Regions from separate parts of the Homo sapiens genome. Here region 1 is linked to region 2. A link is a contact called in ENCODE Hi-C or POLR2A ChIA-PET data. All regions are on one chromosome and are shown on one strand. The core of a region is the stretch at or near the end of the contact, and the rest is flanking DNA. Distances in the headings are between cores, read along the strand shown.

Evidence for each region. Hi-C counts contacts between places; a loop is a spot of excess contacts on that map. ChIA-PET counts read pairs that join two places held with the same protein, here RNA polymerase II (POLR2A). Pooled maps may share reads with other maps.
Region 1: a loop to region 2 is called in a pooled map, with 3 times the contacts of the local background. The contact joins two enhancer-like sites. A Hi-C loop is called at or near these places in 1 of 37 single-sample maps with no recorded cell type and 2 of 50 pooled maps. POLR2A ChIA-PET finds 5 or more read pairs at or near these places in 1 of 52 experiments (T-cell).

What each region holds. Positions count from the first base shown.
Region 1 is chr17:55,575,696-55,579,339 of GRCh38, reverse strand. No RefSeq gene overlaps it. Among named protein-coding and RNA genes, the nearest start is that of SMIM36, 66 kb to the right of the region's middle. RefSeq lists enhancers at 2,378-2,447, 2,127-3,326. Within about 2 kb of position 2,144, at least 29 of the 41 ENCODE cell types and tissues checked have a DNase peak (open chromatin) inside an H3K27ac peak, as active enhancers do.
Region 2 is chr17:55,236,761-55,240,585 of GRCh38, reverse strand. No RefSeq gene overlaps it. Among named protein-coding and RNA genes, the nearest start is that of HLF, 26 kb to the left of the region's middle. RefSeq lists a silencer at 1,914-2,383. Within about 2 kb of position 2,130, at least 27 of the 41 ENCODE cell types and tissues checked have a DNase peak (open chromatin) inside an H3K27ac peak, as active enhancers do.

The DNA.
Region 1 (3,644 bases), core at 895-3,394, 340 kb before region 2:
TTGTACAGAGAAAGGAATTGAAAACTGAAACATCACGTAGAAGAACATCACATAGATACCTTAAATGCAAAACTCCTTGTGCTGTGTCTGTCAGTAGTCTGTTAAGTTGTGAGTGGATGCTATGATATCCACTTCTCAGTATAAGTAAGAGTAATAGATTCATGTGAAGAAATGTCATTCAGTTTTTTGGGCTGTAATGCCTATAATAATTATTAAAAACAATTATAGGTTGGGTGCAGTGGCTTACGCCTATAATCCCAACACTTTGGGAGGTCAAGGCAGACCAATTGCTTGAGGTCAGGAGTTTGATACCAGCCTGGTCAACATGGCAAAGCCCCATCTCTACTAAAATTACAAAAATTAGCAGGGTAGGATGGCACATGCCTGTAAACCCAGCTACGTTAAGAGGCTGAGGCATGAGAATCGCTTGAACCCAGGAGGCAGAGGTTACGGTGAGCCAAGATGGCGCCACTGCGCTCCAGCCTGGGTGATAGAGTGAGACTCTGTCTCAAACAAACAAACAAGAAATTATAAATATATATTTATATATTTAGCCCAGTTAGAATTTCTCCTGGTTTTATATATATACACATATATACACACACACACATATATATGTATATATATAAATTATATATATAAAATAAACCAGGAACACACACACATATATATAATTATATATATATAATCGCATATACATATAATCTTGTTATTTCAACAGCTTTTGGGGTACAAGTGGTTTTTGGTCATATGGATGAATTGTATAGTGGTGAAGTCAGATTTTAGTGCACTGGTCACCAAGGAGTGTACATTGTACCCAATATGTGATTTTTCATCCCTCACCCCTGCTCACTCGCCCCACTTCTGAGTATCCAGTGTCCATTATACCTCTCTGTATGCTTTTGTGTACCCATAGCTTAGCTCCCACTTAGAAGTCAGAATATATATTTGGTTTTCCATTTCTGAGTTACTTCACTTAGAATGATAGCCTCTAACTCCATCCAAGTTGCTGCAAAAGACATCATTTTGTTTATTTTTTATGGCTGAGTAGTATTCCATGGTGTATATATAACACATTTTCATTATCCACTTATCAATTGATGGTCCATTATCTTTGCAATTGTGAATTGTGCTGCCATAAACATATACATGCAGGTGTCTTTTCAATATCACTACTTCTTTTCCTTTGGGTAGATACCCAGTAGTAGGACTGCTGGATTGAATGGTAGATTTACTTTTAGTTCTTTGAGAAATAGCCATAATGCTTTTCATAGAGGGCTGTGCTAATGATGGCGCCTGCAGCCCATCTGGGGCAGCCGCTGCCATTACGCTGGCTGCAACAGCGAAGCTCAGCCAGGGCTGCACACTCCGTGGAGCTGGCAACAAGTGGGAATCACAACACTTCCGAGCTGATGGGGAGGGAATTCCCCAGGTGCAGCCACAACAGCCCAAGTCATGGCTGCAGACTCGGGCCTCCCACTCCACAGAGCAGGAAGGAGCCCCACCCCCTCGGGCACAGCTGCAGCCACCAAACCCAGACTGCACAGTCGGGCATCTCTGCACTGTCGGGGCATGGGAAGGCCTCCCCTGAGAGGAGGAGAATCTCTTGAACCCGGAGGCGGAGGTTGCTGTGGGTCAAGATCGCGCCACTGCGCTCCTGCCTGGGCAACAAAGGCGAAACTCCGTCTCAAAAAAAAAAAAAAAATTTTTGAAGTAGGGACTATTATTATTCCTATTTTACAGATAATGAAACTGAAGTCTTCAAGGAGATTATATAATTTGCCTATGTTTACACAGCTACCACGTAGAAAATGTGGGATGCTACGCAGTCTAACAGCTTTCATTTTCAACCGCATGTGATACTGATTCCTGCTGTGAAAGAAAGAATGGTAATTTCTTGGAGTTACAGTTCAGGGAACTATAACAGTGGGCCCTGACACAGTATGGTGCGGGGAGAGGGTCCAAGAAGGCTTTTCCTGAGGAAATGAGGTTTCAGCAGAGAAATGAAGGGGAAAAAAGGAGTTAACTAGGCATGTGGAAGTTGGAGGAGCTTTGTATGTAGAGGAAACCGCATGCAGGGCGGGCCTGGGTTGGAAAGCAGCATTATGCTCTTGAAGAAGTGAAAGTTCATTCCACGGGCTGTTGTTCACTTCATGGTGGCGAGGCTGGAAGTGATGATGACTGTGTGTGCCATGGGGAGAGAAATGAACTGATGTGGGTCAGTGCATTTCTGCTCTGACTACCCGGGGGCCCATCACTACAGCAGTGGCCTTATTTTTCCTATTAAGTCTCTTTCAGTTTGAGTTCAAGATCACTAGCATATTATCCTTTTCTCAGCCCTGTGTCTGCCTTCTCATTAGTATTTGGATGAAGATGAAACTCCTTAAAATCCCTCCGAGTGCTGCGTGGGCTGGAGGCTTCTGCTCTCCGCTGTCCTTTTCACCCTGCTCCCTCCTACTCTCTGTGCTCCCAGCTTCTCACTACGCTGAATATTTTTTTTCAGTCCTTTATGCTCCTTTTGTCTCCTTTTGTCTGAGTGATTGTCCTTTCCCTCTTTGCTTGTTCATGTATTCAAAAATTATTTTCTAGCACCTGCTATGTGTTAGGCACTGTTGTAGGCACTGGAGTTACAACTAAAATTCAAGACATGTATGGAGGGGTTGGGTTGGGAAGGGCAGACAGAGAAAAAAGAGGAAGTAAACAAGAAGAAATAGCAGCTCATGATGACATCATGCAGAGAATTAAAGTCAAAAGATCTGATGGAGAGAAACTAGGTGTAGGTTGGATTGGGTGGTTAGGGAAGACCTTTCTAAAGATGTAATATTTAAGCTTGAGATCTGGATAACGAAAGGAGACAGACAGACAAAAGTAACAAGGAAAAATATGTCAGAAAGAGAGAACTACAAGCTCAAAGGCCATTAGCTGGGAATAAGCATGGAATGTTTGAAGAACTGAAAGAAGGATTGTGTGACCAGAGTGGAGTTAGGGGTGGGGCTCGGGGTGGGAGTGGAAATAGTAACAGTTGAGTCAAAAGTTATGAATGTCGGGTGTCGTAGGGCTGTGTGAGTCAGTGGGAGGAGTTTAGATTTTATTCCAGTTACCACTGGAGGGATTTTAGAAGAGCGACAGGATAGGATTTACCTTTTAGCTGAGATTTACCTTTTGGCTGCTAAGTGGAGAATGAAGTCTTGGTGGAAACACTGAAATAGTTCACGAGAGAGGGGATGTTGATGTCTTGGCCCTGGGTAGTGGTGTGAAAGTGGTGGATTTTGCATACTATAAGGGAGGAGCAGGCAGTGTTAACTGACAAACTGCTTTGGGGTAGGGGGAGTGAGGGAAAGAGGAAAATCGGAAAGAATTCCTAAACCTTTGTTTTGATCAATTGGAGGGACGGTGGTGCCACTTACTAAAACAGAAAGGCTATGAGAAGGGTTGATGTTTGGTGTGAGCAGGACTGAGAATTCTGCTTTGAACATGCCAAGGTGAGATGCCTGTGTGCCATCCAAGTGAACTCTCAGGTCTGAAGTTTTGAGGAGAGAAAGGACTAAATGTGTACGTGTGAGAGAAATCGTCACATACATGGTGCTCAAAGCCATGGAGAGATGTGTGGGTAGGGAAGAAATGAGGGCCCATCTGGTTCACTG
Region 2 (3,825 bases), core at 881-3,380:
TAAATGTTATTATAATAAAATTTTAAAGGCAAATAAATAAACAGAAAACCCAAACGAAACGAAACAAAAAACAATGGGACCACCCTGATTTGTTAATTTGGTCAAGCCCAACCCCTGAACTGAGAGAGGAGGTAAGGCCCCCCACCAGCTGAAATTATAAGACTGATACACAAGGTGAAGGATAGATATTAGGAAAATAACCGCAGTATGAACTACAACCATGTGTTTGAAAAGTTATAACTCTGTTCCATGCTTCAGATTTCCTTAGTGATCTAGCTTAATACAGGCAAAACCAAGATACGTTCTCCTTTCATTGTCCACATTACTTACATTACCTTTCGTCACAAATGTTCTAATGTCACAGTATTGTTTTCTTCTTGCAGATACAGATGCCAACAGAAATTGAGTTAGGAAGCTTGCAGGCTTCCAGAAATTCATCAACACCTGATCAGCTTTTCTGCTGCAAGTTAAAGTGACCTCTGAAGAGGTCAAACCCTAGGTCCCTTTGATTCTGCTACTGTTCTGACATTTGCAGAGGGGTGTGAAAACCTCTTTGCTTGTTCTGGCTTGTGTGAGCTGCTTTATCTCTTACCCTAGACGTACAGTAAGAAAAGAGCAATCAGAGACAGGCATTTGGTGAGGCTTTAGTTTGTCCCACTTTCACTCCTGCCCCCACCTCCCACCTTGTCCATGTTAGGTGTTCCCTGTAAGAATGAAATGTACTGATCCGATATTTTCCCATTTTTAAACTTGAATTCAATTAGACTTTTGTCATGGGTCATATAAAGCAGAAATGCATGTGTATTATGATTTCTGGCATATTCTAATGAATCAAGTGTTAATGTCATAAGGCTTCATTGATTTGAAATAACGGGCAATTTACTGACTGAAGGCTAAATATTGGTACAAATGAGTACAACATATTTTTGAAAATAATTTGGCAATACTTTATCAAAAGTTACAAAATATTTGTGTCTTTTATATAGCAATCCCACTCCTAGGGGTTATTAAAAGTGGAGGGGGGAAGCCTCATGCACAACAATGTTCATTCAAGACTGTCTTAGAATAATATAAATGTAAACAATACATATTCTAACCATATGCATGACTAAGACAATTATAGTAAAAACTTCTTAGAGGAAAATATTATGTAACTATTAGTTATTCCCTTTGTTTGGAACACTTTCCACCCCCTCTGCCTTATTTCTCTGCCAGCTAACTCCCACTTAGTCTTCAAGACTCAGGGTACCCACCACTGTGCTTATATAACACCTGGGCACACCTCTATTAAAACATGTATAGCCCACTGCATTGTAACCCATGATTTTGCCTGTTAGTGCCCTCCACTGGATTGCAACTCACTGAGGCAGAGTCTGTCATTTGTGCAACAAGTTAAAAATCAGAAAGCAATGGGGCAATAAATAAAATTATTTCTGATATATAGAATTTAGCTTCAGCTAATTCAGACCTGCCTTCGTTCCCTGCTCCCAACCCCCTCCAGCCTCCAGCAGCAGCAGCAGCAGCAGCAGCAGCAGCAGCGCCCCTGAAGTCTCTTGTGGAAGGTGAGAAATCTACCGATAAGCTTTCTAGTAGGAGTGTCTTTGGGGAGGGAGTGAGTGGGAGATTAGAAATGGGGCCGGTGGAATATTCCTGCAAAACTCCAGGAACCATTAGCATTCCACTTCTTCTTACAAAGATTGTTTTCATGTCTGAGTTGCCCTATATAGTGCAGAAATTGAGAATGCAAACGTGCAAACGATCGGTGTGATCTACTGAAAGGCGATGCGCGTTCCCTTCTTGCAGGCAGAACTGCCTTAGGAAGCATGAAAGTGGACGCAGCCCGGTGCCAGGTGTCAGCGATTTGAGCTCGCTTCCGGGCCCCATTCATTTCCAGCCCGGCTCCCAGATACTTCCCGAGGCGCTCCCTTTTGCCCGCCCGACTTCTGAGCGGAGCGCTCGGGTGTGAGGAGAACCGGCAAATCCTCGCGGGCGCTGGGCGCTCGCGGAGCCGCCCGCGCCCAGCCCCGTCACGTTGGCTGCCGAGCGCATCCCGGCTGCGCCCCGGCGGGGAGGCGCCGAGGGTAGCTAAGGGGAGCAGGTCACGTGAGAGGAGGAGTCTGACCTACTTTCCAGGCGGTAGGCGCATGCGCACTTCCCATCTGCGCTCCGGCCGGGAGGCTCACGTGGAATCGCACGTGCCTGGTCCTGCAGCTAGGGGCTCCTGGCCCGGGGCGCGCAGGGGCGGGTCCGCGGTGGGACCCGCGGAGAGGGGCGCGGCGGGGCGGAGCGCTTGGAGACTCAGTCTGCGGGTCCCGCAATCATCATCCGTGACAACCACAGCCTCTGGAGAGCTGCTTAGGCTCCCTGCGGGGCTTCCCACGAATTCATCACATTCAACATTCGTGAATTCAGAAATTAAGACAAAGACTGCACCTCTGCCCTGTAAATCACTAGTTCCGCAACTCAGAATTTATCCTGCAAATGGGCTTCTGCTCCTGCGAAGTGAAGTCCCTGCAAGGATAATCATTACATCATTGTTGGACATCACAAACGGCCAGAAACAGTCAAAATGTCCAACGATAACACCGGTTAAATTCATAGAAACGTAAATTATGGTTGGGCCACACTTGAAGTTGTCTGCAGCTCTTAAAAACAAATAGACTCTGCTCTCTAGACACTGATATGGAAAGACCTTCAAGATACATTATGTGATTTGTAAAAAAAAATGATGCAGAACAGTGTCTGGGATGCTGACATTTGTGAGGAAAAAAATTATATATGTATATATGTTATGATCAGACTAGTTCTGGAAAAATATATTGGATGACTGGGGGTGGGGGTCAGGGAAGACGCGAGACTCCATACTTATGTAACTTTTAAATTTTGTACCATGGATGATTAATCTTTTTTTTTTTTTTTCCAAATAACATTTAAAAACAGTTATTTAGCACTTACCCTGTGCTGGGCACCAGCTTTTATGTAAATCATTTCCTCCTAGAAAGTTTGTCATGTACAGTATCTGCCGCATTTCCTGTTCTGTTCAGCTTGAATCTTAATGTCTTAAGCTTTCTGATACACAGTTGAGACGTTTTTTAAAATCCCGATATGAACAACCGAAGCCCTCCACATCTTTAAGATTCTTTTCAAGTTCTGTCTCTTGAGGGAAAGTATCTTAACCAAGAGGCTCTCAGCAACAAATACTTGCATAATAAAGCTGACACAGCAGTTTCACATATGTGATTAGCTTTTACTCTCCCGATTGTGAGTTTGTAGTGCAGATATTATTATCACTGTGGTTAGTACATATGTGCCGGTTATATTCGGTTGCAAGTTAACTAAAAGTCCAACTCTAAGTGGCTTGAACGGTAAAGCTCATTTAACTTCAGATTGGATGTTGGATTTCAGGGATACATCGATTTGCCTGCTAAACAATGCCATCAGGAACTTGTTTCTTTCTAATCTTCTGCCAAGGTTTCCATAGTGTCAGCTTCATCTAAAGCTTTGGGAGGCCGGGAGCGGTTGCTCACGCCTGTAATCCTAGCACTTAGGGAGCCTGAGGCGGGCAGACTGCCTGAGCTCAGGAGTTCGAGACCAGCCTGGGCAACATGGTGTAACTCCGTCTCTACTAAAAAATACAAAAATTAGCCAGGCGTGGTGGCTCACGCCTGCAGTCCCGGCTACTCAGGAGGCTGAGGCACGAAAATCACTTGAGCCTGGGAGGCGGAGGTTGCAGTGAGCTGAGATCCCAACTGCACTCCAGCCTTGGGGATAGTGTGAGAACCTGCCTCAAAAAGAAAAAAAAAAAAAAAAAAAAAGTAAAGCTTT